Regions from separate parts of the Homo sapiens genome. Here region 2 is linked to region 1. Evidence: read pairs that join two places in POLR2A ChIA-PET (ENCODE). Cell type or tissue: PC-9. All regions are shown on one strand. Links, peaks and the distances in the headings refer to the core of each region. The heading gives the core; the rest is flanking DNA.

Region 1 (15,799 bases), core at 11,800-15,799:
AGTGGGATATATCCCTGAGCCCAGGAAGTCAAGGCTGCAGTGAATCATGATCATGCCACCACTGCACTCCAGCCTGAGTGACAGAGTGAGACCCTGTTACAAAAACAAAACAAAACAAAACAAAAAAACCCAACTCACTCCCAGGACATCCTTCCTGCACACAACCAGGCTGCTGTTCCTCTGTAGCCTCACACACTGACCCCTGGGCTCACTTGGTGAGCACATCCCCAGAAAGAGGGTAGGTGGCAGGAAAGATCGCTGGCTTGGGGGCAGGCCACCTGGATCTCAGACCTACCTCTGTACTCAATAGCGTGGACAAGTTAGTTACCCTTAGCCTTGATGTTATCATCTGAGACAATTTAAAATATTTTTTTAAATTATAAAAATAGAGATGGGGTCCCACTATGTTGCCCAGGCTGGTCTCAAACTCTTGAGCTCAAGCAATCCTCCCACTTCTGCCTCCCAAAGAGCTAGGTTTAGAGGCATGAGCCACTGCACCTGGCCAACTGGGAACCATTCTAATCTATCATGGAGGGTTACTGTGATAGAAAGGGAAGTATCAGGCTGGGGAGATTTCAGCTCAGCTCATGAATCACTGGCTTCATCATGTGAAGCCGGAAATTCTCTAGCCATCATCCCCTCCATGGTCATATTGATGCCCATCAATCAGACCACCAGGAACATGCCTGCAGTCAACAAAGTTGGGTCATTCAACATAGGCAAATCAATAAATGTGAAACATCACTGCAACAGAATGAAGAACAAAACCATATGATAATTTCAATAGATGCAGAAAAAGCATTTGTCAAAATTCAACATCCTTTCATAATAAAAGCTCTCAATAAATTAGGCATAGAAGAAAAGTACCTCAACATAATAAAGGCCATATATAACAAACCCACAGCTAACATCTTACCTAACAGGGAAAAGCTTCCAGCTTTTCTGGAATAAGACATGGATGCCCACTCTCTCCATTCTTATTCAACAAAGTACTAGAAGTTCCAGCAGGATCAATGAGGCAAGAGAAAGAAATAAAGGACATCAAAATGAGAAAGGAGGAAGTAAAATTGCCCCTGTTTGCAGACGACATGATCTTATATCTAGAAAAATCTAACAACTTTACCAAGAGACTCTTAGAACTGATAAATTCAGTAAAGTTTTAGGATACAAAATCAACATATAAAAATTAGTAGCGTTTCTATACATGAACAATGAACTAGCTGAAAATGAGATCAAGAAGGCAATCTGGTTTATAATAGCTGCAAAAAACAAAAATACATAGGAATAAATTTAGCCAAGGAGGTGAAAGACTTCTACAAAGAAAATGACACAACACTGATGAAATAAATTGTAGATGATGTAAACAAATGGAAGGACATCTCATGCTCATAGATTGGAAGAATTAATATTGTTAAAATGACCATATTACCCAAGGCAATCTACAGATTCAATGCAATCCCCATCAAAATACCAATGCCTTTCTTCACAGAAATAGAAAACACAATCTTAGAATTTGTATGGAATCACAAAAGACCCCAAGTAGCTGAAGCAATTCTGAGCAAAAGAACAAATCTGTATAAAGCACAGTACCAGACTTCAAAACATTCTACAAAGCTCTAGTAATCAAAACAGCACAGTGTTGGCATAAAACAGACACACAAACCAATGGAACAGAATAGATAACCCAGAAATTAATCCATGTATCTACAGCCAACTGCTTTTGACAAAAACTCCAAGAACACTCAATGGGGGAAGTACAGTCTTTTCAGTAAATGGTGCTAGGAAAACTGGATATCCATATACAGAAGAATAAAACTAGACCCCCCCACCCACCACTTACACTATACAAAAATCAAACAAAAATAGATCAAAGACTTAAAATGTAAGGCCCAAACCTCTAAAACTATTAGAAGAAAACAGGGGAAACACTTCAGGACATTGGTCTAGGAAAAGGTTTTATGACTAAGACCTCAGTAGCACAAGTAACAAAGCAAAAATCAACAAATGGGATTTCAGCAATCTAAAAAGCTTCTGCACAGTAAAAGAAACAATCAACAGAGTGAAAAGACAACTTACAGAATGGAGAAAAATATTCACAAACTATTAATCTGACAGGTGATTAATATCCAGAATATACAAGGAACTCAAACAGCAAAACAGAAAAAAAAATTCAATTAAAAAATGGGCAAATGAACAGACATTTCTCAAAAGATGACATTAAAATGACCAATAGTTTATTTGGGTAGAGGTGTTTATAGTATTCTGATGGTAGTTTGTATTTCTGTGGGATTGGTGGTGATATCCCCTTTATCATTTTTTATTGCATCTATTTGATTCTTCTCTATTTTCTTCTTTATTAGTCTTGCTAGTGGTCTATCAATTTTGTTGATCTTTTCAAAAAACCAGCTCCTGGATTCATTGATTTTTTGAAGGTTTTTTTGTGTGTCTCTATCTCCTTCAGTTCTGTTCTGATCTTAGTTATTTCTTGCCTTCTGCTAGCTTTTGAATTTGTTTGCTCTTGTTTCTCTAGTTCTTTTAATTGTGAAGTTAGGGTGTCGATTTTAGATCTTTCCTTCTTTCTCTTGTGGGCATTTAGTGGTATAAATTTCCCTCTACACACTGCTTTAAATGTGTCCCAGAGATTCTGGTACGTTGTGTCTTTGTTCTCATTGGTTTCAAAGAACATCTTTATTTACCCAGTAATCATTCAGAAACAAGTTGTTCAGTTTCCATGCAGTTGTGCAGTTTTGAATGAGTTTCTTAATCCTGAGTTCTAATTTGATTGTACTGTGGTCTGAGAGGCAGTTTGTTATGATTTCTGTTCTTTCACATTTGCTGAGGAGTGCTTTACTTCCAATTATGTGATTAATTTTAGAATAAGTGCGATGTGGTGCTGAGAATAATGTATATTCTGTTGATTTGGGGTGGAGAGTTCTGTAGATGTCTATTAGGTCCACTTGGTGCAGAGCTGAGTTCAAGTCCTGGATATCTTTTTTAACCTTCTGTCTCATTGATCTGTTTAATATTTACAGTGGGGTGTTAAAATCTCCCATTATTATTGTGTGGGAGTCTAAGTCTCTTTGTAGGTCCCTAAGGACTTGCTTTATGAATCTGGGTGCTCCTGTATTGGGTGCATATATATTTAGGATAGTTAGCTCTTCTTGTTGAATTGATCCCTTTACCATAATGTAATGGCCTTCTTTGTGTCTTTTGATCTTTGTTGGTTTAAAGTCTGTTTTATCTGACGCTAGGATTGCAACCCCTGCTTTTTTTGCTTTCCATTTTCTTGGTAGATCTTCCTCCATCCCTTTATTTTGATCCTATGTGTGTCTTTGCACATGAGATGGGTCTCCTGAATACAGCACACTGATGGGTCTTGACTCTCTATCCAATTTGCCAGTCTGTGTCTTTTAAATAGCAAAGACTTGGAACCAACCCAAATGTCCATCAATGATAGACTGGATTAAGAAAACATGGCACATATACACAATGGAATACTATGCAACCATAAAAAGGATGAGTTCATGTCCTTTGCAGGGACATGGAATGAAGCTGGAAACCATCATCCTCAGCAAACTATCACAAGGATAGGAAACCAAACACCGCATGTTCTCACTCATAGGTAGGAATTGAACAATGAGAACACTTGGACACAGGGTGGGGAACATCACACACTGGGGCTTGTCAGGCGGTGAGGGGCTGGGGGAGGGATAGCATTAGGAGAAATACTTAATGTAAATGATGAGTTGATGGGTGCAGCAAACCAACATGGCACACATGTATACCTGTGTAACAAACCTTCACATTGTGCACTTGTACCCTAGAACTTAAAGTATAATAAAAAATAAATAAAATAAAATGACCAATAAACATATTTTAAAATGTTCAACATCACTAATCACCAGGGAAATGCAAATCAAAACCACAATGAGGTATCATTTCATCCCTGTTAGGATGGCATTCATCAAAAGGACAAAAAAAAAATCACATGCTAGCAAGGATGTGGAGAATAGGAAATTCTCTTCATTCTTAGTGGGAATATAAATAGTACAGCACCTATGAATAACAGTATGGAGGTTCCTAAAAAACTACAAATAGAACTATCATATGATTCAGCAGTTCCATTGCTGGGTATTAATCCAAAGGAAATGAAATCAGTATATCAAAGAGACATCTATGCTCCCATGTTTATTGCAGCACTATATGCAATAGCCAACATATGGAATCAACTTAGGTATCCAACATCAAATGAATGGTAAAGAAAATGTGATAAACATACACATGGCAGAGCACTATTCAGCCATAAAAAAGAATGAAATCATGTCATTCACAGCAACATGGATAGAAGTGGAGGACATTATGTTAAGTGAAATAAGCCAGGAATAGAAAGTTAAGCACGACATGTTCTCACTCATATATGAAAGCTAAGAAAGGTTGCTGTCATAGAAATAAAGAGTAGAACAGAGGATGCTAAAGGCTGGGAAAGTAGGGAATAGAGAGAGATTAGTTCAGGATACAATATACAGTGAGATATGAGGAATATGTTCTAGTGTTCTATACCACTGATATGGTCAGGCTTTGTGTCTCCACTAAACCTCACCTTGAATTGTAATCCCCATGTGTCGAGGGAGGGAGGTGACTGGAGGTGTAGGCAGTTTCCTACATAGTGTTCTCATTATAGTGAATGAGTTCTCATGAGTTCTGATGGCTTTATAAGGGGTTCTTTCCCCTTCACTTTCTCTTCTCTCTCTTGCCTGCCACCATGTAATATGTGCCTCTTCCCCTTCTGCCATGATTGTAAGTTTCCTGAGGCCTCACCAGCCACGCGGAACTGCGAGTCAATTAAGCTTCTTTCCTTTATTAATTACCTAGTCTCAGGTATTTCTTTATAGCAGTGTAAAAATGGGCTAATACAACTACCATAGGATGACTATAGTTAACAATAATATATCATATAGTTTTAAATAGCTAGAAGGGAGATATTGAATATTCCCAACACAAAGAAATGATAAATGTTTGATGATGAATATGCTAATTACCTTTATCTTATCACTATATATTTTGTGTATCAAAACATCACTATCTACCTGGAAAATATGTACAATTATTATATGTCAACTTAAAAATAACATCAAATAACAAAGAAATAATAACATAGAAACCTAGGGAAAAACTAGTATTTTTTTTCCTTTGGAGGATGGCATAGTTCATATTTTAAGATATAGAGAAGACAAATAAAGGCTTAAAAGTATCTGTTGGATTTAACAAAGGAGTTATTAGTGACCTTACCAAAAATAAGTTCAATTGTATAATAGGAAACCTAATTGCAGTGAGCAAGGAAAGATGAATCAAACATGAAGAGAGGAGACTTTTATTTTTAACCAATTGATTAAGAGGGAAAGTATAAATAATAAGTGACTGGAGAGGGAGCATCAAACTTAAGGATGGCTTTTTTTTTTTTTTTTTTTGGAACAGAGCCTGTCTCCATTGCCCAGGCTGGAGTCTAGTGGTGTGATCCCGGCTCACTACAACCTCTGCCTCAAAGGCTCAAGCCATCCTCCCACTTCAGCCTCCTGAATAGCTGGGACTACAGGCATGTGCCACCATGCCTGGCTAGTTTAGTAGAGATGGGATTTTGCCATGTTTCTCAGGCTTGTCTTGAACTCCTAGACTCAGGCAATCCACCTACCTCTGCCTCTCAAAGTGCTGGGATTACAGGCATGAGCCACTGCATGCAGCCATCTTTTTTGATAAATTATAGTTATTTAGTCCTTGAATACAGACGTTCTGTCACATAGTGCTTGCTATCCTTCATGTTGTCATGTACATTGGAGATAATTTAAAAAATGTGTTGAAATGAGTTTCAAGTCTGAATTCAAAAATAAAAAACAGAAACAAACTCAAAACCTCCAATGCCTTTTGTGGTCACCTACCACTTTTGGATCATATATGTTATTCAGTGTTTTCCCCTCTTAGTGAGAAGACTATCTTAAGTTGACTTTTCATTCAATCTCCAAGGATCTGAAAAGATGGTTCTGTGATCATAATTAAGAAAGCATCAGGAAATGGGTCAAATATCAGCAGGGATGACCAATAAGGTAAATTACTTACTTTGACTCTTTTTCACTCAGGTCTACATCATCATAAATAATAACTTCCTGAGACTTAAGTTCTAGGGTCAAGACAGAATCAAAATAGTCCATTATTAAGCATGGTTTATATAAGCACTGACTTTCCAAATTATACTCAATTACCTAATTATCCAGGTGCATCTTCAGGTCTGTTTTAGCAAAATCTGATCATAAAATACAGATAGGCTAGAAGAATCAAAGAATAAAAATATTCTCTATTTGGGAAGAAATTCAACTGAAAGATTAAAAAAAAGTGTGATGTCCCAGTATCTCAAAACATATATATTTATATTAATTTGCTTTTACATAGAGTTCCAGAAAAATATGAGTTGCTCAAAGAGTCATTTTTAGACTAAGTTCCCATCTTTCTGGAATTGAACAAATATGCTATACTGCTAGAATAGTGAGAGGTCTTTTCTTAACTCCTAGGGGGGAGAAACAGCTTAATAGAACAGTAATGTTGATTTTTCTTCCATGGTTTTTATTTCAAATCATTGGCAATTGCTCCTATACAATAATCTTGCATAATGTTGAATCTGACTCAGTGCATAATAATAATTAGGCATTTTCATTTTAGGATATTCACATTCCTTGGCACTCTACATAGAATTACATGATTTTCATTTGATTCACCACTGAACAAGTTTGAGACCTTCTAGTATAATTATTCATAATTATTCACTCCCTTATTTTATTAAATACCTTCAAATGTGGGTGGGGATACAATGCATGCCTATTCTAGGTCAGCTTTTTTCTTTTAAACACAGACCAAGGATATGTTGAGATGTGGGATTTTATCAGGTATATATAATTGTCATTTGTCTTTTAGTTCAGCAAACTCATATTTATGAAATATAATATACTTTTGAATTGTCAAGTTCGAGTGACATCCAGGTAGCCACATAGCTAGAACCCCTAAACAAAAACTAACAAACAACAGAACACATGACCCTCTTTTATTGACAAATTCAATGTACTGAACGTGTATTGACAGCCTACTATGTGTCAAGCACCGTGCTAATTTATGCACTATTATTTTAATGGAAAAGCAAACAACATTCCAATGATCCATTCTCAATTCAGTTAGTTTGCTGGTGGCAATGTGATCATATTCAGTTAGTGTCTTAATTAGGATGAAGGATATCAAGTCCTTCAAAAGGCAGTATGGTAGAATGCAAAATGCATGAGTTTCATAGTCAGAGAGCCTGGAATACAAATCCTGGATCACTTAAATATGGTCCTACAGCTTCTCTAAAAAGGGATGATAACATTTATTTTTCTGGGATTTTAAGAGGAACACATCTGCCCCAGGGCATGGTATGTAGTAGGTACTTGAGAAACACTACTCATCTTCTCCAAAGTAAAAAAATACTTCCGTGTGAAACATCTTCTTTGATTTTGGTAGAGCAATTTTTCATCAAATGTGGGAATGCAGGAAGGGTTACCATTTCTCTTTCCCTGCCTCTGAATATACAAAAGCTGAGTACTTTTGGTCTGCAATAAGCAAATGGCACTTACCTAAATCAGGCAGCAAAATGGAAAATGCACTGTTGATTGACAAAAGACACAAAAGAGTTAAGGAAAAAAACCATGTTTGGAAAGATGAGCTGACAGATCTCCAATAACATATTGATGATGCTGGATTGCCCTTCTTGCCCTGGTATTCTCTGACTCCAAGTAAAAATAGTTTCTCTGGTATTAACAGATGTCACAAGATGTGCACAAGATGTTATGGGAACACAAAGGAAATGGGTAATCCAGGTTTGGGAAGAGAAGTTCAGGGGAGACATTCAATAAGGGACAATATTTGATCGAATTTTAAGGGAAAACTAGAACTTTGAGAACAAAAGAAGGCTGGAGGAGGGCAGGTACATTCCAGACCATGAGAATGTCATGTTCAAAGCATGGAGGCATGAGACACCATGGCAGAGTCTGAGATCTATAGCTATGTGGATGGGATGGTAGTGAGAGTAATTTTAGTGAGAGACAGAACTAGAGAAGTAGAATGGGGACAGCCATGAAGTATTTACTTGCCAGGGTAAGGAACTGGATATTTATTCTAAACGTAGTATGTAGCCAATGAATAGTTTTGAGAGAAAGGTAATCAGATTTGCATATTTAAAACATTAGCATTCTCATCTTGATCAAATATTATGGGACTGCCGGTTATCATGCCAATAATTTTCTCTCAGAAAACATCTAATCTGCTAAGGCCAGGGTCTGCCTTTGTGCATAGGGTCTCGCTGACCACACTCCCTCTTCTTCCATATCAGGACTACAATTTATAAACCTCATGTTTTGTAGGGTCTCTTGGTAGATCTAGATCCAATTGACAGTTGAACTTAAAGCCACAAAACTCTGAGGCTTTATAATCAAAAAGAACTTCAGGGTAGAACAACATAATTCCATCTCACTATAGGTAATTACCTTGGGCAAATTATTTTAGCATCTTCTGCCCTCACAAAATACATCTCTATGTCTGTATATCTACACAGATGTTCCCAGCCTTACAATGGTTTGACTCCCAATTTTTCTGCTTTACAGTGGTGTGAAAGCAATACGCATTCAGTAGAAACCTACTTCAAGTATCCTTAAGACCATTCTTTTTCCACTTTCAGTACAGTATTCAATAAATTACATGAGATAGTCAACACTTTTTATAGACAGGCTTTGTGTTAGATGCTTTTGCCCAACTGTAGGCTGATGTAAATATTCCAAGCATGTTTAAGATGAGCTAGGCTAAGCGATGATGTTTGGTAGATGTATTAAATGGACTTTTAACTTAACATATTTTAGAGTTGCAATGAGTTTATTGAGACACAACCCCATCATAAATTGAGGTGCACCTGAATATCTACATCTATATCTATCTATTGCCTGCAAAGCGTCTCCAGGGTCCCCCTTCCATTATATGCAGGAGAAAAGTGGAATGCTGTGGGTGTATAAAGGAAGTGATATGCCCACAGTTGTACATGGAATAAATGGCAGAACTGGTACTAGAATATAGAATCCAGGTCCCCTCACATCTCTTTCTAGTGCTAGTGAATTTGGAACCTCTCTCAAAACTGGCAGTTAGCCTAGGTTATCTCAGAGGATCTTTTCCAGGTCTAAGACCTTGCAATACACGAACTGTTCAGCTGAGCAGCTCATCTCCCCCTTCCACATATTGCTGCTCTCAAGGGAGATAAATTAAATATGGAACAGTAGACAAATAAAAACTACTGGGGCTTGTAGGGCCCCAAAAGCATAAAAGGACATGGTAAGTAATGCTTAGTGGTAACAACAGGAATAGGATGTTAAGGCTGATGAGGAAAGTTTCCTTTCTGGACTTCGCTTAAGATTTTCCCTCTACCCTTATTTTCAACCCTTTCTCTGCCATTTTTTCAAAGGAGCATGCCACTTTCTCATTAATTAGTCTCTGTGCATGTAGTTCAATCAAAAATTCACAAGAAAGGGGCAGATGATGGCCAGACCCTTGGTTTTAGTTTCTGATATCCCCTTCACTGTTTCTGAGATTGGATGGAGAACATCAACTTGTGTATCTACCAGGTTAATCCCCTCGTGGAAAGGGATTTAAAGGGACTTTTTACCTTAAGTTTTCTTTCGACTTGGTTTTCTTTATTTTAAATCTATCCTTTTCTTTCTTGAAGAATTGCTGCAGTCTTTTGAGTGCTTCTTTTCCATCTAAACTGAGAGGAATCACAGGATATAAGTAACATGGCATTTAAGAGAGTACTAGAGATAGAAGGCTGTTGTATTATAAAATCAAATGCCACATGTTCTCACTTGTAAGTGGGAGCTAAACAATAGGTATACATGGTCATAAAGATGGAAATAACCGACACTGGGGACTCCAAAAAGCGGGAGGGTGGGAGGAAGAATGAAGGTTGGAAAGTTCCCTATTGGGTAAATGTTCACTGTTTGGGTAATGGGTAGACTAGAAGCCCATACCTCATCATTAGGCAATATATTTATGTATCAAACCTGCACAGGTACCTCTGAGTCCATAAAAAAAATAAAGAACCAGAGGCTTTGTTTTCATGTCCAAAACACATCTCACTCAAGAAAGAGCAAGAAGATGCCTTATTGAGTTCTATGCTTTTCTTTGTTTAGATGTGATATGAAGTTGCACACACCAGTCAACTATGAAGGGAGTAATGATATTTCAAGACAAACTACTGCAAGTAATCTCTATTTTGCAGATTTTATGAAGCAGTCTTCCCTTTAGAGGAAAAGATAACTCAGGGAAATGTACTTTACAAACTGTGCTAGAAATACGTTATAGAAAATCCTGACTCTTGAAATTCTTATCATTGATTTTTAATTTACTGAATAATATAGCAGTGATGGTACATTGATTACCCAGCTGATGATTACAATTCTGTCAAATATCCTTTTGGGGCCTTTAGGGGGTAGAGTGAGGGAATGATATACCCACATCGTGCCAACCAGCATGCCCAGTTCAGGGTCTTTTTCCCCTTGAACCCTTAAACTCCTTGCTTTTGACCATTGCCGTTTTCTTTTCCACAACATGTCCTTAATAACTAAACTTGTAGAATAATACCCATCTGAACAAATTTTATTCTTGATAACACTGAATCACACTACATGTTATATTAAGCCCAAATCCCGGAGATAGCCTTACTAACTTACAGAGACACAGGTAAGTCATAACCATTAATTTGTTCCTGGAAAAACAGCTATAAAATTGAAGCAAGTTTTATTAATATTTACATCTCTTTTATTACTTATTTTCTAACCCAATATCAAAATCATTTACTCTGGGAAATGGGTATTTCTCAAAAGCGAGAACAATGTGATTTAATATTGATAGTATATGATTGTACACAATTACAAGTATCCTATTGATCACAATTGTAATATTACAATAGGTTATCATAACTCTCAGTGTGAATCTTTCCTAAAAGATGATGATGGGAGTCGGGGGTGGCAGTGGGGCTGGGGGGCGGATGGTGGGTCCTCACTGAAACTCTGGCTTTACTAGACTAACAGGAAGTCATTAGCCTACAAAGCCAAGAAAGAGAGAAACTCACTCTATCTTTGGGTAGTTGTTCTTTGTTTTGTAGACATCTTCATACAGTTCTCTATTTTCTTCTGAAATTAGAAGAAAACCCTACTTATATTCATTATAATAGCAATAGTTCAGATTCATATTTAACAAAAAGTATTAGATACTTACTAGATGCTAGGTACTTTGATCTTTCTTTTGTTAAATAGTTTTTACTGAAACTCACCCACATGTTTTTAAAAGCATATGGTAAAAATACTTAAACCTCTATAAAAGTATGTATAAATGAAAATTAAGACTCATTTCCACCTGATTCCAAATTTGAACTGATTTAGTCAAAGAAAGTTGGTTCTTCAATAGATTCCTTCCTTCCACCCTCCCTCCTTCCTGTATTTAATACATAACAATCAGAATTTACTAAGCATCAGGCATTGCGCTGAATGCTGGGGCAACCATGGAAAATGAGATATATCTTGAATAATCTCTCCCTTCACAGCATGGCTTTGGCCTAGCCCAACACATAAGCTTAACATACACAGTTATACTTTAATTCAATCCTGAAACAGAGTCTAATGGAAAGAATTTTGAATATCAGGGTCAGGATTTTTAGGTTCAAAACTCAACTTTAACACACAATGATCTTAGAGGAGTCACTTCTCTATGTTTCAATTTTCTTTTTAAAATGAGTGTACTGGGTTTAATGATATTTAAGGTTGTTTTTCCCTCTAAACTTCTGAGATTCTAAGATCAATCAGAGTAACATTTGATTCTCTCCACTCCATTGCTTTTTCTTTTTCTAAAATTTATTTTAAAATTGACAAATAATAATTATATATACTTATGATATATAACATGTTTTGATAATTGTATACATAGTGGAATGACTAAGTCAAGCCAGTTAATGTATTCATTACCTCACATATTTTTTGTGGTGAGAATTTTAAAATCTACTCTCAGCAATTTTCAAGTATATAATACTTTTGTTATTAACTATAATCACTGTTGTACTATAAACTTCCTGAAGGTACTTCTCCTAATTGAAATTTTGTATCCTTTGACCAATACCTCCCCATTACTTTTTCATTCATGAATTCCTTCATTCAACAGATTTTTTTGAATATCTAACATGTACTTGGCATTATGCTAGGGGCTGGAGAAAATGGTATGTATAAAGAAGGTAATAATCTAGGAGGGGAGACATTAATTAAAAAGTCACATAAGTATAAAATTACAACTGTGACAAGTACTATGAAAAAGAAGTCCATGGTACTATGAGATTGTACACCAAGGAGAATATTCCCTGTGGAAATAATGATTGAGCTGAGATTAGAAGATTAAGAGTCAGTGAAACAAAGGTACCCAGGGGAGGAAAGAGCATTCCGGAAAGGGAGGGAAAAGCATATGAAAATATCCTGCTGTTGGAGCTTGGCAAATTATACAAGCTAAAAGAAGGTCAGCATAACTGGGTCTCAAAGATGAAGATTGAGTACAGTGTGAGATGAGGCTCCAGAGGTCTGTAGGGGTAGGTTAGTCAAGGACTCTAGATCATGTCAGAAGCCAATCTTAAAAGTATTGGAAAGCCAAGAAAGTGTTTTAAGTAAAAACAGTCCTATAATCAGACTTACACTGTGAAAAGATCAGGAAGGAAGTAAACTCACTTTTACCATAAGAATGCTCTTACCAGCATCTTCATGTTCCTGATTCTAAATGCATTTATTAGCACATACCTTGGTATTGCTGTTAGCACATATCTTGGTATTGCTTCTCTTAGCTTCCCACAAATTGGCATTATTAAAATATGAATAATTAAAAGACATCTTATCACTAATCAGCCATAGAAGCATTCTGCAATTCCTACTGGCAACTTCAGAAATGTCTTCCTATACTTACCACTACTTGAGGCAAGTGAGCTAGAGTAGTTCAGCTTCGGTCTATGGGAGAAAATAACAAAGACCATTATTGTACCTTTAAAGTCTCATCACATTCATCTTGCTGAAAGACTGGAATGTTACTTACACCTCTTTCCTGGAGTACTCGACATCATCATATATCTCCTCCGAGATGGAACTTGTCTTAGAGACCCCTAGGTCTGGAGTTTCTTTAGTTGACTCCAAAACCTCCAGATGCCCACCTGAAAGGAAACCAGAAAACCTGAAAAACATCACATCAGCTGCCATCATAAAGTCATTCACACACATCACTGGCAGTGGAGGCAAGCATAAGAAAAGGCAGATTAAATGGGCTAAAATTGGATTACAGTCTTGGTATGTATGATCCTTGGGCAAGCCACTTCACTTTGTAGAGCCTCAGTTATGATTCTCTGAAGTTGAGGATAATGATGCTAACACCGAATCATGTGGTTTTGGCAAGGATTAAATACATATTTATGAAGGGTGCTGGTTACCTAGTAAACTAGTAACTCCCTTCTTTGATGGTTCTTCCTTTAATCCCTGACCTCAAACTTTGAAGTCTACCAGGGTACATCCCTGGGGCTTATCTCTCTACATCTAGATGATCTTATCCAGTCTTACGGCAGTTCTTAAAGCAAAATTTCTCAGACAAGTCGATTGAGCACATATCAATATATATTATTCATTAATTCATTCTGGAGTTAGCCAGAAGATAGTGTGCCAGGTTAACAAATGTATAGGGATTGTTTGCACAAGTAGATGCTGGCTTACTTCACAGAGTTGTAAACTTGTCATAACCATAAAACTGCCACCTCTTTATCTGTTGGCATAGGTTAATATTTAGGGTATGGGTAATTCATAGCCATATTCAGATATGAACTATTAATCAGAAATAGAAAGTAATATACTTGAGAAATAAACAACAAGCACATTAACTGGTATCTATTAATTAAATGAACCAAGCAATAAGATTTTATCCTCTGACAAGAAGTCAGTGAGCGTGTAGGCCCCAAACCATCTCAATGAATGTCAGCTCTCAGAGGCATAAGGTCCTACTTTTTCTCAAGGAGTTATCAGTAAATTTCTCCAATACAAAATAAAGATGCTGAACACACACAGTTTCTTCTTAGTCTGCAGCATTTATTTCCTTCCTCAATCCTTCCTTTTGGCTGAAGCAAATGCAAAAGTTTATGCCTTCATTTTAAAAACACTGACGACTCTCAAATTTACATCTCCAATTTAGACATCTCTCATGAATTCCAGATACTTTATCAGCCTTCACACCATTTCCTTTTGGTTGTCTAAACATATTACATTCCAAACCAAAATCATAATTTCTCTCTGCAAGTTTGCTCTTCCTGAAGTTTATTCAATCTCATAAAAGGGGCAATTCCATCCTTTATGTTGCTCAGGCCCAAAACCTTGGAGACATCCTCGATTCATTTCTCTCTCATTTCTCACTTCCAATCCAAAGCCATCTGTCCACTGTAGTTTCAAATTATATTCCGATTTCAAATACATCTCAGCAATTCTACCATAGTATCCTCCTCCAAGCTACCACCATTTCTCACCTAAATTATTGCAATAACCTCCTAACCGGTCTCCCCGATTTATCTCACATTTTATTTTCAAGACAGAAGCCAGATGATTTTTTAAAATGCAAATCAGGTCATGCCTTTCTTGTACTTGCAAAAGCTTTCAGTGGTTTTAAAAATCTCATTTATGGTAAATGCTAAAGTTCTTGCAGTGATCTACAGAAGTCCCTTGTTATTTCTGTGACCCCATCTCCTACTATACTCTTCCTCGGTTACTCTGTTCTAGCCACACTGGCCTCCTTGCAGCTCCTCCAACATATCTGGCCAACTTCTGCCTCAGGGATTTGCACTTTTTTTCTCTTCCTAGGTCATTCATATCCTAGATACACATATGGCTCTCTTCCTCAACTACTTGAGGTTTTTGAAGTAATCTATGAGCACTTTAAAATGGCAACCTCTATCACCTCTACCTGCTTCTTTAATTCTCTTAGCTTGCTTTATTTTTTCATATTTACTATTAATACCATTCAATATAGATCTTTTATTATTTATTGTCCGTCTCCTCTGATCCGAAAGTAACCTCTGTGAGAAAAGGAATTTTTGCCTGTTCACTGCTATACACCCCCATTTCCTAGAACAGTGCTGGGCACATAAAAAGTACTTAATATATTTGAATTTCGAATGATTTGAATGCATGTGTCTTCTCACTGGTGAATTTAGTGCATTACATTTATAGTGTTTACTGATATTTTTAAATTTTTATCTATTATCTTAGTACATATTTTTATTTGTTCCATGTTTTTCTTATCTTCATCTGACTAAAGTTTCTTCTCTTTCTGCCATTCTGTTTTCTTTTCTATTTGTTTTCTTTCATTTGTTATCTTTTAATAGTTACCCACAAGAGTGACCACTGTCCTGACTTCTAATACCAGCGGTACTTATTTTTGAATGTTTTAATAATGGAATAATTTAGTATGCACTCTATGGTGTCACCTACTTTCCTTCAATATTATGTTTGTGAGATTCATCAATATTGTTGCAAATAGTTTTTTTTGCTCATTCAGATGACTTTATTCTATTGTGTGAATAGGTTACCATTTATTTATCCATTCTACTTTTTATGGGCATCTGGACAGTTTCCAATTTGGGGCTATTACAAAAAGTTTTGCTATAAGCATTTTGTATGTGTGTTTT
Region 2 (15,799 bases), core at 11,800-15,799, 830 kb before region 1:
CAGATATTCAGAAATGACAAGCTTTTTAATATTTGATAATCTGGATATAAAATACTATATAAATGTGGCTTTAATTTACATATCTCTGATTATTAATACAATTAAACATCTTTTTCTAAGTTTCTTGGCCATTTTTGCTTCTACTTATATCTTTGGACAATTTTTAAGAGTTTCTTTTTCATGTCAATTTATATGGATATTTTGAATATTCTTGTACTAATTTTTTGCTAATTATATTATTGCATATATCTACTCCAAATATCTTGTTACTCTTCTCACTTTACATTGTATTTTGTTTAATAATTTTTTAAAATTTTAAATGTGGATAACTATGTAAATTTTCATGGTTCATAGGTTTTTTTTGTATTTTTTAATAACTCTTTGCTATGGTTTCTTCAAAAGTTTTAGAGTTTTACTTTTCATATTTATGACTTTAATTCACTTCCAATAAATTTTTGCATATGGTATGAGGTAGGAAACTTATTTTTTTTATCTGAAAGTATATACAATTGCATTTATACTATTTATTGGGATAATCATTTTTTACTTTATTGGTCTACAATGCTGCAGTTGTCATATATGACGTTTCTATATGCATGATTCTGTTTCTGAACTCTGTATTATTTTCATTGGTCTGCCTATGAGCTTGTGCTAATACCGCATGGTTTTAATTACTAGGGCTTAATAATAAAGCTTAATATTGGGTAGAGCAAGTACCAGCACTTTGTTATGTTCTTTCAACTTTTTCTTAGTTATTTTTGGCCCTTTCAATTTAGTAAAGAAATACCACTAAGATTTGGTTTTGAGTGACTTGAATTTATAAACTAACTATGGAGAACTGACATACTTTAGTATATTGGGTCTATTCAACTGTAGGCTTAATATACATGTTCATTTATTCAAGTTTTCTTTATATCCTTTAATAATTCCCTATAATTTTCTTAATATGAACATAAATATATTTTCATTATACTTATTCCTATATAATATAAAGTTCTTAATCACTATTTGAATGAAATCTTTCTTTTTCTATTATGTTTTCTAATTTTTGCATTTGTGTAAAAGTATATTTGATTTATGTATATCTTGTATCTATCAGCTTTGTTGAATTAATTAATTAGATCTAACACAGTGTCTATGAATCTCTTGGGACTGTTTACAAGACAATTATATTGTCTACAAATAAGGACAGTTATCTTTATTCCTTTATAATTTGTATGTTCTTTTCTTTCTTCACATTGTATTATTTAGGGCTCTTAATACAATATTGACTAAAAGCAGAAATGGTTCTATTGTTTCACTGTAAGTATTGTGTTTGGTAGGTTTTGACAGATATTTTCAACAGGTTAAGAGATTTTCTTCCTAATCAGAGTTGATTATGAGATTTTTTTTCATTTTCACCTTGAATGGATGCTGAACATTTTAAATGTTTATTCTACATCCATTGAGATAGTTGTTTATTGTTTCTCTTATTAGTGTAGTACACTATATAATAGATTTTACTGTGGTGAACCTCCCTGCTTCCTAAGTAAACATTATTTGCTTATGGTGTCTTGTTTTTAACATGGCTGAAATCTTCATGTTAATATTTATTTAGCATGTTTACATCTGATCTTATTTTTGCTTTATATAGGGGTCATTTTTGTTGCAGTCTAACTTTAATGGCTACTGGTTTATTTTAGTTGCTATTTTATCTTGAGTCAATTTAGTTAATTTATATTTTTCCTGAAATGCATCTATTTTAACTAAGTTTGCAAATGTACTAACATAATGTAATTCTTTGTAATTATTTCATTCTTTATGATAAATTATGTTTGTCAGAGGTATTTGGGTATTTGTATGGTGGTTTGAGGGTTTATATATTTGTTCATAAACGTGGTATTGATTGAATTCAGCTCCACCCTTTCTCTACAACACAGCTAGCTGCCAAACCCAGTGACATGTTCACACAACTTCATTAAATCTTCCATTCCATGGATACATGGCCTGATGCTCTAGTAGTCTGGTATATGTATTATTGTCTCCTATTAATAGTTAAAGAATTTGTAGCTCAGGGACTTTTAAAAAGCTGCCCAAGTTTCAATGCTATTTAGCATGCAGTGAGGTTTCTAAAATCCAAAATTCTGGGCTCTTTCCGTCATCGTCATCGTAGCCTTTCTCAGTGTGTGGTCTGATGACCACCTACAGTGGAATCACTGAGGGCACTTGATAACAATTGTCATTCCTGAGCCCCACCCCCAATATACTAAACCAGGATCTCTGGGGGTGGGGCCTAATAATCTGCACTGTAAACATATAGATGATTCTTCTCATTAAATTTTGAGAACCTCTGCACTTATAGTGGCTTTCTTATTAAGTCATTTGACAAAGTGGAATACTTAACAAGTCATTTGCTTCTGAATTTCTGTCTCTGATGGCGGGCATTCCTGGCTCAGGAAATTATAACCAAAGTTCTCACGCATTTATCCCATTTTAAAAGGGGCTTTTAGCCCCAAATGGACACAGGGCCCAGAAAAGGAGTTGTACAAACTCAGAGTCATGGAAATATTAGCGCAGGAAATGAAGTAAGAAAACGGATGTAAGAAAGGGACTGTTGCAGAGCTCCATATTACAATAAGAAATATTATACCCAAGTTCTAATAAAGAAGTCTTATTAAAGTCTTCCTAGGTCCTTTATTAGCTAAGAGATTTTTGTTTCTTTTATCTGTGGTTTGGTTTTTACCTTTCTTTCGCATTTGTTTTCTTCTTGGATTCTTGGAAGTTCCTGTATGCTGATCTTTCTGGAAAAGGATAAAAGAACAATCTCTCTTCTTCATTCTTTACCGTTAATTGCAATAGACTTTCCCCTGTGCTCCTTCATTCAGTCACTGATTCAATATCTCATTCATACATTTATTTACCAAGTACATACTGAGTCTCAGACATTGTACTAGATGCTGCAAGCCCTGTCCCTGAAGATGGTATAATTTACCAGGGGGAAATAATAAATAATTACAACCAAAAGTTGAAAATGCTTAAAAAAGTGTCTCTGGGCCAGGCCTGGTGGCTCATACCTGTAATCCCGTCACTTTGGGAGGCCGAGGCAGGTGGATCACAAGGTCAGGAGATCGAGACCATCCTGGCTAACATGGTGAAACCCCATCTCTACTAAAAATACAAAAAATTAGCTGGGCGTGGTGGTGGGAGCCTGTAGTCCCAGCTACTCGGGAGGCTGAGGCAGGAGAATGGCATGAACCTGGCTGGCAGAGCTTGCAGTGAGCTCAGATCGGGCCACTACACTCCAGCCTGGGCAACAGAGCGAGACTCTGTCTCAATAAATAAATAAATACATAAAATAAAAGTCTCTGGTTGGCCGAATTGGGGGCATTTTAAAAGGGATTGAAGAAAAGAAGGTGAGTGGTTGAGGGCAGCAGGCTACCTGGACAAGATTCCTGTCCACCACTTATTAGCTGTGTCTTAATGTATCTCTCTGTCTTAATTCCTTCATCTGTAAAAGGAGGAAATTATTGAAAAACAATAATATTATTGAAAAAATAATAATGTGTTGTTAAAAGAAGAACTTTAGACAAATGAAATTTAACAGAGCTTAACTGAGCAAGGGAAAAAAAGATTCACGAATCAGGCAGCTTCCAGAACCATTGCAGATTCAGAGAGACTCTAAGGATGCCTCATGGTCACAGCAAATCTATAAACAAAAAAAGGAAGGTGACATACAGAAAATGGAATTGAGATACAGAAACAGCCGGATTGGTTACAGCTTGGCATTTGCTTCGTTTGAAAGCAGTTTGAACAGTCAGCTAGCTGCCTATGAGTGGTTGAAGTATGACTGCTGGGATTGGCTGAGACTCAGCTATTGTTATAGAAGCATGCTCCTAAGTTAGGTTGTCAGTCTTGTCTACTTATTAAGTTAGGTTATGGTTCGTCCATAAGGACTCAAGTGTGGAAATACAGAGGCTTTCCAGGCCACATTTAGTTCAATTTAACAGTGTCTACCTGATGGGGTTGCTTGTTGTGAGATTAAATGATTCAGTATATCTAAAGCGCTTAGCATAGTTCAAGGTATGTAGCTATATATACAGGCTAGTTGTTAATGTTGTTATTATTATGAAAGGGCTCAAGGGGGAACTATTATATTTCTTACTTAAATAACCATGTGAACAATAGCCTGTGGCATGTGAAGGAGTATGGTATCCGGGCAGGGACAGAAAATTCCATGTGATTGGAGTGTCTGTACAAGTGTACATTGTGTGAACCTAAGTGTTGTGTGTGCATAAGAGTTCATGAGTGTGGCCTAATGGTGGAGACCAGGGGCTTGCACCTAGGAACCATGATGTTGGAAAGCTTGGTTGGGGCCATAAATGACATCTGGAGAGGTAGTATCTCACAGTGGATCCACAGCATCGAGTCTAGAACCAGAGGGCCTAGATGTGAATCCCAACTCTTCCAATTACTAGCTGAGTAGTTTCGGGAAGTTGCTCAGTCCTCTGGGCCTCATTTTCCTCATCTGTAAAATGCAGATACTCTTAGAGCAGGGGACCCCCACCCCCAGGCTGTGGACAGGTACTGGTCTGTGGCCTGTTGGGAACTGGGCTACACAGCAGGAGGTGAGTGGTGGGCGAGTGAGCATTACCGCCTGAGCTCTGCCTCCTGTCAGATTAGTGGTGGCATTAGATGCTCATAGGACTGTGAACCCCACTGTAAACTGCACATGTGAGGGCTCTCGGTTGCATGCTCCTTATGATAGCTGAACTGACGCCTGATGATCTGAGGTGGAACAGTTTGGTCTCAAAACCATCTTTCCACTCTGTCTGTGGAAAAATTGTCTTCCATAAAACTGGGTCCCTGGTGCCAAAAAGGTTGGGGACTGCTGTCTTAGAGCATCTCCCTCAACAGGCAGTGAGGAGGACATGAAGTAATATTTGTAAGGTGTTAAGAATTTTGCCTCACATGTAATAGGCTTGATTTATGTTAGTCATTATTATTAAAGGAATGTGTACCTTATGATATTGATATATACAAAATCTACAGCCATACTGAAGTTGGTGATAATATGATCAGATTTTTAAATTATGGATTATGAAACCATAAATAAATAAAAAAAAATAAACATAATAAACATTTTTCTAAACATTTTAGGAAAATGGCTATTTTCCTAAATATGAGGGGAAAAAAATGGCTTTAAAGACTGGGTCCTCATAGAGGTAAGATGGAATGTGCACCCATCATCTTAATAGAGTTTACTCAGTCTAAGATTTGAGTTCTCCAGTGTAGTCCATTGAGGCTGCTTAAATAGAGGTGCAGAACCCAGAGCAGGGAGGGGAAGCCCCATGTTAGTCTGTTGGCTCCTGCACATTTGGTGTCGGTTCATTCTGGGAAGTATGCTGAGAGAGGCAGAAATTACCTGGCTTTGTTCAGAGGAGGGCTCCTGAGATCGTGAGAAGGTTGGAAAACATTGCACAGGAAAATCAGTGAGTTGAACTAGGGATGTTTAACAAAGGAAAGGCTGGGGCCAGGAATATGATGATCGCCCCCACCCTAAGTGTAGGAAGAGCTGTGAAGTGAAAAAGGGAGTAGATGAGTTCTCCACAGTTTCAGGGGAAAGAAAATGAAACAATAGATGAAAACTACAGAGATAGGGATTTCAACTCAGTTTTAAAAGGCAACATTATAGCCAGTTTTCTCCAGCACTTTCAGTATCTTGAAGCTGTCCTCAACATTTTACTTATTTGTTCACCATCATATGCTAATGCCTAGAAGAGTGTCTGGCTCAAAGCAGTGGCTGAGTAGCTGTGTTAGACAAGGTTATCCAGAGAAACAGAACCAATCATTTATTTATATACATATGTATGTGTACATATATATGTGTGTGTGTGTGCATATGTGTATATATAATATAAACATCATATATAAGTATATATGACATAATATATATCATATATGTATGTTCTATATGTCATTTTTTATACATATATATTTACAGAGAGAGAGAGACATACACACAGACAGACAGAGAGAGAGAAAGAGAGGGTGGGGGAAGACTGTAGGGAATAGGTTCATACAATTGTGAGGGCTGACAAGTCCAAATTCTTCCGGGCAGGCTGGCAGGCTGGAGCCCAGGGAAAAGTTAATATTGCAGTCTAGAGTCTAAAGATAGTCTAAAGGCAGAATTCCTTATTCTTCAGGAAACTTCAGTCTTTTCTCTTCAAACCTTTAATTGATTGGATGAGGCCTATTCATATTATTTTGGTAATCTGCTTTACCCAAAGTCTACTAATTTAAACATTAATCACATTAAAAAAAAACCATTTACAGCACCATCTAGATGATGTTTAACCAAACATCTGGTACCACAGCTTCTCAAGTTGACACATAAAATCAACCCTCATGGTAACTAGAAATGCTTTAGGAATAAATGATTAGAGAGTTACCCAATACTGGAGATATTCATGTTAAGATGAGCTGAGATTTTTTTTACAATATAGTTTCAACCTTTATTTTAGATTCAGGGGGTACATGTGCAGGTTTTCTACCTGGATATATTGCATGACACTGAGGTTTGAGTTATGATTGATCTGGTCACCCAGGTCAAGTACTGCGCATAGTACTCAATAGTGATGGGCTGAGATATTTTAAATGCCATTCACGTATCTGACTGAATTAGATGAATTTTAAGGTTTCTCTAATTTTTGTACTTCATGAGTCTAGGAGTGGCATATATCACTAGAGAATTTTTAGAAGAGATGAAAATAATCCTCTATAAATAAATACAAGTATACTTATTATTTATTATTGCACATAAAATCCATCATAATTTGAATATGTTTGCTTTGGCTGAATGATTTTTTAATTTTCTATTGAGTGCATGCATATATATGTGCTACTGTAGACAAAATAGACAATAACCTCTGCCTTTTATATTATAGTAGAAGGGTGGGGAGAAACACAATAAACAATAACGAGGTAAATTATAGAGAATAGCAGATGACGATAAGGTACTATGGAGAAAAGTAAAGCAGGCAAGGAAATGGGAAACGCTGGGGTGAAGGTGAGGAAGGAGAGTGATATGTTTATAGCCAGATCTGGGAAGGCTACACTAAGGATGTAAAATGTGAATACAAAGTAAAAAGAAGTACCATAGCCAGGGTACATTTTGTGCATGTTTCGTAGCAGAAGAAACATTTCCAGCAGAGGAAATGGCAAGGGCAAAGGCCCCAAGGTAAGTTTACTATGCTTGATCAAGAATAACATGGAGTAACCAGACACAGAAAGACGAACTTTGCCTGTTCTGACTCATTTGTGTGAGCTAAAAATTACAAACTTTGAACTCATGGAGATAGAGGGTAGAATGATGGCTGCCAGAGGCTGGGAAGGGTAGTGACAGGTGAGGGGGAGGAATATAGTTAGATAAAATGAATAAGATCTAGTATTTGATAGCACAACAAGGTGACTACAGCCAATAATAATTCATTGTACATTTAAAAATAGCTAAGAGTATAATTAGAAGGTTTGTAACACAAATGATAAATGCTTGAGGTGATGGATACCCCATTTACCCTGATGTGTTTATTATGTATTATATGCCTGTCTCAGAATATCTCATGTACTCCATAAATATATATGCCTACTATGTACCCATAAAAATTAAAATTAAAAAAAAAAGAATAACATGGGGGCCAGTGTGGCTGAAGAGAGGACAGTAATAGATGTCAAAGCCAGAGGAGTCACAGGGGCTGGAGAGGTGGGCCTTATGGTGCCCTATGAGAATAAGGAGGCTTTTGATTTGCACTCAAGGAGAAATGGAAACCACTGGAGGGTCTTAGGCAGAGGGGGAGATGATCTGACTTCGATTTTTAAAGGACCGCTCTGTAAGTAATGTGGATAATATAGCTGGAAGCTATATATATTCTGGGCCTATCCAAGCAGCTACATAAGTTCTCAACTCCTAGTTTCTTACCAGGACCATCCTTCCATTTTATATGATGTTTTTCTGTTTGTTTTGTTTTGCTTTAAACAAGCTTCTTGAAGTATAATTGACATAAAATAAGATGCATGTATTTAAAATGTACAAACGGATAAGTTTTGACATGTGTATATACTCGTGAAACCCTCACTACATTTAAGATAGTGACATATCCACTACCCCCCATGGTTTTCTCATATGGTGTGTTTTTTATTTTACTAATTGCATCACCCAGTTGCTGTTTTAAAAGTAGGGTGGAGTGGGTGGTATGTGGAATAAAGGCAGTGGCCACGTATGTGTTCTCTATTACTGGCAAAAACCTGGTCACCATTCCACATTACTGTTATGGTGGGTTTCCTTCCTCTTTTGCTTACTGAAGAAATACCTAAAAGAGTATTTATAGGGCCAGTTTCAACTATCCCAAACATTTCATTGCACTTTGAAAGGTGTGGCCTACAGTTCTGAGCAGAAAGGGAGAACAACCCATGTTTCATGTGGCAAATATTGCTTGCCAAGATTGTGTGATGGACATACATCTAGCCTTTTGCAGCTATTTTGGTCCTTTTATAAGGAAAGTTAAACCTATTTGGTTTGGAATTGCCTACATTACTGACAGACAAATATAAGCCAATTAAATTGGATAAAAAAATGTGGCAGAAGGAGGAATTTTTCCCCCTGCAGAATAAAGACATTCTAACTTCTGCATCATTATGCTTGGCAGTAATTTCCCCCTTGAAGCTAATTAAGAAATGTGGGTGGGTTCTTTTTAACTTCCTTAATTTTACCTTTGATTATCCTCTTACTTCACCCCCTCCCATCTCTGAGGAGCAATAAATTTTCTTACTAGGTGAGGGGAAATTCCTAAATAATTTAATAACACACCTTGCCAATATTATCCATAGTATCTTGGAATTTCCTTCCATCCAATGTGCTACCTCTCCAGGTTCATTCTCACTTCCAGCCAGATGATGTCTTCTTTATTATCTGCACCAACTCCTCAAGTATCTTATGGATTTTATTATTACCCAGATAGCTAAACAAGATTCATTTTCTCAAGTCCAGATCCATCCACCTATCCATATATTCATTTGTAAATTTTTTGTTCAATTATTATTTAGTGACTCTTTACTGTATTAGTAAGTATACCATATCAGGGAAGAGAGAATGTTAGCAATATGAATACTTTTCAAATCTATGCAGTATATATTTGTCTGTTAAGGTATTCTTTGTATAACAAGTTTGAACTTGGAGGAACGTAATAGGAAGGCAGTCTTGACATAGACCAAGCTACCTTTTCTTATCATGACTTAAAAATAATGTGATATGTTGATTTCTGCTTGTTTCATTCCTTGATTGGGAACTCACAAATCGGAGAAGAAGGTAGTGGGAATGGGTGATAAAGTGGGAATGGTTAATGGGTACACACAGTTAGATAGACTGAATAAGACCTAGTATTCAATAGCACAGTAGGGCAATTCTAGTTAAAAATAAAATATTATATATTTTTAAATAACTAAAAGAGTAAAATTAGAGTGTTCCTAATACAAAAAAGGAAAAATTCTTGAGATGATGGATACCCCAATTACCCTAATTTGATCATTATACATTGTATACCTGTATCAAAACATCATATGTACCTCATAAATATATAACTATTATATAACTATAACTATTGCACCCTCACAGTAATTAAAATTTTTTTAAATTTAAAAATACTTACAAAAAAGAAATGAGGGAAGAAGAAAGCCATATTAAACATTAACTAAAATGTGATTTATAAAATGGGCATAATAGTAATGCTACTGATGGCAGCAGCAGCCTATATAAAGAGGCTGCTGCCATGATACTGGCTGCAGTTGGGGGAGGCATGGCCAGGGCTGCATGCTGCATGGAGCCGGTGGGAGTCAGAAACAGGTGGAAGCACCACTCACTTCTGAATTGGAAGGGAGGGAGCCTTGTGCTCCCTAGGTACAGCTGCAGATGCCCAGCCATGGCTGCAGACCTGGGCATCCCTGTACTCTTGCGGGCCAGAAGCAGACAGGAGCCCCACATGTCCGGGTGCAGGCTAAGGAGTACCTGCTCTCCCACAGGCTCAGGAGTGCCTGCTCCTGTTCTCTGGCCACTCCCCGCTCCCAGTACCCACTCTGATCTTGGAGCGAAGTTGAGGCTGAGCCTGGGTGCTGTCGCAACTCAGTTGAATGTGTACAAGCTCAGGGCAGCACTGACATGTCAGGTCCCTGCCGCCTAGGCCCCCCTCCAGACTTTGGGTGCCAATGAGCATGGGAGGGAAGCAGGGGGGAGGGTGCCTGAGGATAGCTTGGCACTGGCCTCCAGGTGCCCCTGGGCACAAACAGCCTGAGCACCATGAACAGTGGTAGGAGGCAGACAGGCTCCTGGGTGGAAAAAGGTAGGTTCCCAGTGAAGCCCCGCCTTCAAGCCCAGGAAGGCCTGAAGCCTAGGGGCAGGGCTGCCAGTCCTGCAGACATGAGGGAGAACTTATGGTGCTTTTTCCCCAGCCCACCCATGGCCACCCATGGACCAATCAGCACACACTTCCTCCCTTCTGAAGCCCATAGAAACTCTGGACTCAGCCAGATTTGAGAAGACACTGGGGGTGGCCAGCTGCAGAGAAGAGCTACCCACTCCAGGGTCTCCTCTTAGCTGAGAGCTGGGCAGACATTGGAATGACAAGCTGCAGTCAGGACACCCTGCCTTTGGAGAGGAGCTATCCACTGCAGGTCTCTTCTGAGCTATTCTGTCATACTATAAAGCTCCTTTTCACCTTGCTCACTCTTTACTTGTTCATGTACCTCATTCTTCCTGGGTGCAGGACAAGAACTCGGGACCCACCGAATGGCAGTGCTAAAAGAGCTGTAACACAAATACGGCTTGAAATATGCCCCTTGCTCACCACATTGTGGGTGACGAGAAGGAGAGAAGAGAGGAGGAGAGAAGAACTGTGGCCCTTTGGAGAGCCCAAACCTAGGAGCTCCCTGAGCTAGGGCTGTGATGCCCTCTCTGGGGCTCTGTGGTTCCTGGAGTCACCAAGCTTCCAGGCGCCATCATGTTCCCTGGTGCTAGCCACGGAAGCAACTATTTGCAGTATGTCTGGTCCAGCCACAGCCTCAAAGGGAGCCATTGGCTGTACCGGTGCCTGGAGTTGCCTGGCCCACTGCAGCCAGTATGCCTGGCTGTGTGTGATGGCTGGACCCCATGCTCTTTCGCTCACACACCCCTCACTGCTCCACTTGCCCTTGGCAGGCATGGGATCCAGGCCGGTAGCACAAGCCGAGCACAGCCTTCCATGCAGTGTGGGCCCAGTGGGCCCCAGCAAAACTCGGGTGAAGGCACCACTGGCCACAGAGGTTTCTGGCTGGTGAAGTGACATCCCAAGATTCCGTAACCCTACTTTGCAGAATGCTGTGAGATTTAAATGCATTAATACATGAAAAATGCAGAGGAGCCCTAGCTTAATAGACATGAAATATTAGAATTGTTATTGTACCACATTTTCCTTCTAGTTTAACTATTTTGTTGTAGGTAGAGAATCCTTGTCAGAATTTATGGACTCCAGTCATTTCACTGCTTACAAATGATTTAGAGTGAGATGTAAATCCCAGAGTAACCCGTGTCCTTCCCTCTCACCAGCTGACCATATTTCAATCCTAGGAGCTGGGACCACTTTACCATCATTTATCTAAGCAATGTAACAAATTTTATGACTGGAACACTGGTGCCCATTACAGTCAACAGATTTTTTTTCCTAGTTCTATGCTATGTTTTATATTCACATTAAAGTATAAATATTTTCTGTCCATACATTGTGTTTAGACCATCAAATAAAATTTTCTTCCCAAAATCATCACTTCATTGAGCTACATACACTTTTCCCTTGATTTTGTTGATGCTGTTGAAGGTAATTTACACATTATTTCGTTCTGTGTTATAAGGAATAATGAAGTAACTGAGACCTTCTGAGAATCAATGGTAAATTAATTTGGCTCTGCCTGTCTCACTGAAGGCCAGAATTGTTGTGGTATGTCTGTCAGTTTTCATCTAGATGTCTGAGAGCAAGTGTGGGCTTGAGAGCTTATTTGTATCGACTAGTATTTCACCGCACTAGATTTTATGTACTATACTGTGCTTTAGCACCAATAATGCTTTGTTTTTCAAAAGCAAATATCCAGTATTGCTTAAAGACATCCATTTTAATACTATATTCTCAATATGTGAACTGATTGAAAATCTATCATTGAGCATATCCAGTTATATATATTTTTGGATGACTGATATGTCCATAAAATGTGCTACAAAGAGACATAAAACATAGTCCTGAACTTGGGTGTCATAAAAATCTAGTGAGAGAGAAAAAAATAGAAATATGTTGAAGATATACATTTAGCACAGAGTAGGAATGTATTTAGTTGTTGAGAGATATCAAGCAAGGCTTCACAGATAATTCTGATATAACAGTTTTGAAGAATGAAGTTTATCAAACAGGGTAAAAAAATACCATATTTGTCTTAGTTCATTTTCTGCTGCTATAACAGAATACCACTATATTTATATATAGTTTATAATACCACTATATATATATATATATAGTTTATTTGGCTCATGATTCTGGAGGCTGGGTTCAAGAGCATGGGACCGACAGCAGCTCAGCATTTGGTGAAGGCCTTCTTGCTGCTTCATAACATTGTGGAAGGGCAACAGAGTGCACGTAAGAAGAGCAAGAGAGGAATACGGGGCAGAACTCTTGCAATAACTAACTCACTTTTTTTGGTAATGGCATTAATCCATTCATGAGGGTGGAGTCCCATAATCTAATCACCTCTTTAAGGTCCTGCTTCTCAACACTGTTACAGTGGCAATTAAGTTTCAACATGAGTTTTGGCAGGACATTGAAACCATAGAAATATTCAAAAGTATTAAATTATACAATAATATTCTGTTTATGAAAATTAAAGACTTTTCACTCATTTATGAAAACTTTCTCACTAACCATAAATACAAATATGTATATTTAAAAGATCAACATGGAAATATAGATATTTTCCATCTACCTTGTACTGGTTAACTTGCTGAATAAAATATTACCCCAAAACTCAGTGGCTTAAAACAACAGCCTTTTATTATTGCTTGTGTTTCTACAAGTCCACTGGAGGTCTGCTGACAACTAATCTAGGTGGACTCTGAGGGCAGCTCTGCTCCATGTGTCTCTCATTCTCCTCCTGTGACTAGTGGTTTGCTTGAGCAGGTCCTTCTCATGGTGATTGCAGATGTATAGCTGGAAACACTGGAGGCTTCTTAAGACCTAGCACAGTATACCTGAGCACAGGTATACTGACATTTCCATCATCTTTCATTGTTCCAAAAAAGTTACATGGTCAAGTATCAAGTCAAGGGGCAGGGAAGTATATTCCATCCATCATGAGGCCATGGCAAAGATATATATGGTGGCACAGGTGAAAAATCAAGGCTATTAACAGAATTTACTTCATACCTGTGGCAAGAATCTGCAGTAGCTTACAACAAAAAGCATAGAGAGGGTCTATCACTAAAAAGTTGGTCTAAAAGCGACAATTTACAATACCACACCAGGCCAAAGGAAACTGTTGTCATCAGGCATGGTTATGACTTCTGACATTCCTGATAATCAAGGCAAAAGGGAAAGGAAAATAAGATGTCTGAGAAAAGGAAGAGTAACAATTTGTGATGAAAATTAAATAGACACATATATATCTAACTCACAATATATTTACTCTAGATGTATACATTCACATACATTTCACATAGTTAGAAAACGGACTGTTAGCATATTACAAGATAAATTCTTAATCTAATAATCTCATACATGCCCATCATTCATGCTCTATCTCTCTTTCAAATATTGTTCTTACTTTTTACAAAAAAAAAAATTTGAGATCTGAGAATTTTTCCCCTTTTACTCAGAGGTATCTCTGTGTGTAGGGTCATTTAATGATAAGGAACAGACCATCCCTTTTACCTCTGAAGAGTACCCTGTTTTTCAGCCAAGAGAGACCAGACAAAGATAACCAGGCAGATTTTTTTTCACCCCTAGTGTCTGACTGGATGACAAAGAAGTCTGGTGCTTTAGCCAAGTTGTCTGCCAACAATTCCTTTTCTTCACTTGCTATTAGTTGCCTGGTCACAAGAAAAAAAGCAAAACAAAACAGTCTTTATCAACTTATGGACATCTTACTTTCCCACTTAATAAATATTTGGGTCTATCTGTTGCCTCACATCCCGTGTGAGTTGGTATGAGAACCGGTCTGACTATTTTGTATAGAAACAAACACTTAGACATGTGCCTTTGGGCAAATATCTGCAACACTGGTAATACTTTGCATATGTATACTTTTTTCAGTTTCTCAAACAAGTGGCAACATGGTGAGATTGAAAGGTTTGGGTCTGTAACAGCCTCCAATTTTATCCTATTTACTTACTCTGTGTGAAACAGAAACATCAGTTAATATATTAGAATTTCAATTTTTTCATTGGTAAAAGTGATGACAATTATAACTACTTTTAAGTATGGTTAAAAGGATTAACACTGCGAGAGAGAGAGAGAGTGTGTGTGTGTTTGGCAGGGTGGTAGCACATGTTAAGTATTATTCAACAGATGTTAGACTCCTTTCCTGTATGAAGTCAGGACGACTATCCTTATTCATTAATTAAACACAAGCTAAGAACCTGTGCCATATCAAAAAGAGTAAATCAAACAAATAAGAAAACTGAACTATAAAATTAGAAGTGAGTTTCCGGGGGTCACACAAAAGAAAGACTTTAAGGCTAGAAACCATATTTCCTGGTTCTCAATCCATTGTCTATTCTATTGCTATACTTTTTATTCATTTATTTATTCATTCATTCAATCAATCATCCGTTCCTCCCTTAATCATTTGCACTCATTCTATTCAAGGGCTTCTTATATAGCTGTATAGGTTGTACATGTCATAATAGCTGTGTGACCTGGCCTCTTCCAAACTTCACAAACCATGCTCTTCCAACGCTTACTATAGCATTGTTCTTATTCTAGCTACCCTGTGCATTTTTCAGTTTGCTTGTATTGAAATTGTGTACCATATTATTAGCCTCAGTAACAAGTTCAAATGAAGAGTGACAAGCGAGACTTTGTATCTTTCCTCTCATCCAGGTATTCTCACTTTGCCTCCTCAGAAGTTCATTTAAATAAAAGCAATCAATGTATCCATGTTGGCACTTGGGGATGGCCAGCCTGGAAAACGTCTATAAAATGTGTCCCTTGTGCTACAATTGGCTAAAGCATCATTAAACAGAGGAACAGATTCTATGCAGCAGGTTTGTGATAATAGCATTGTGTTCCTTCTCATTGAGGAGGAAGGCTTTAGCCAGGGACAATTTCAATTTTGGTCTGGTCTCAACTGCTCGTTCATCCAAATTATTCAGATTAGCTTCTGAGTCTTTCCCCCATTATGGACCTAAAACAGCTTTGCTCTGGGGTCCTGATTATTTGCAATGGGAGGTCTCTATACTATTTTTATGAAACTGTTTGTGTTTTTCAGGGTTTACTTCAAATATTGAGGTATATTAGTCTGTTCTTACACTGCTATAAATAAATCCCTGAGACTGGGTGATTTATAAAGAAAAAAGGTTAATTCGTTCATGGTTCTGCAGACTGCACAGAAAGCATGATGTTGGCTTCTGCTGGGCTTCTGGGGAGCCTCAGGAAACTTACAATTATGGTGGAAGGCGAAGTAGGAGTGAGCACCTCATATGGCCAGAGCAGGAAGAAGTGGAGGGAGATGCCACATATATTTAGGCAACCAGACTCAC

The links. ChIA-PET counts read pairs that join two places held together with the same protein. Peaks named below come from ENCODE experiments on the same cell type or tissue, not always from the same donor. Only the 100,000 strongest peaks of a DNase experiment are listed, where the experiment ranks them.
Region 2: POLR2A ChIA-PET joins it to region 1 with 6 read pairs; 2 of 35 experiments call an interaction of 5 or more read pairs at or near these places.

The regions. Positions count from the first base shown.
Region 1 is chr1:56,730,976-56,746,774 of GRCh38, forward strand. It overlaps FYB2 (FYN binding protein 2), which reads right to left. Exons shown (of 20, transcript NM_001004303.5): 10 at 13,177-13,291; 11 at 13,051-13,091; 12 at 11,186-11,246; 13 at 9,722-9,820; 14 at 7,650-7,678; 15 at 6,112-6,172. Among named protein-coding and RNA genes, the nearest start is that of FYB2, 81 kb to the right of the region's middle. In PC-9, for the core only: no CTCF peak of the experiment used is centred there; no DNase peak of the experiment used is centred there.
Region 2 is chr1:55,902,533-55,918,331 of GRCh38, forward strand. It overlaps LINC01753 (long intergenic non-protein coding RNA 1753), which reads right to left. Exons shown (of 3, transcript NR_147162.1): 3 at 13,077-13,612. Among named protein-coding and RNA genes, the nearest start is that of LINC01753, 35 kb to the right of the region's middle. In PC-9, for the core only: no CTCF peak of the experiment used is centred there; a DNase peak (open chromatin) is centred at 14,199; H3K27ac peaks cover 1,448 bases.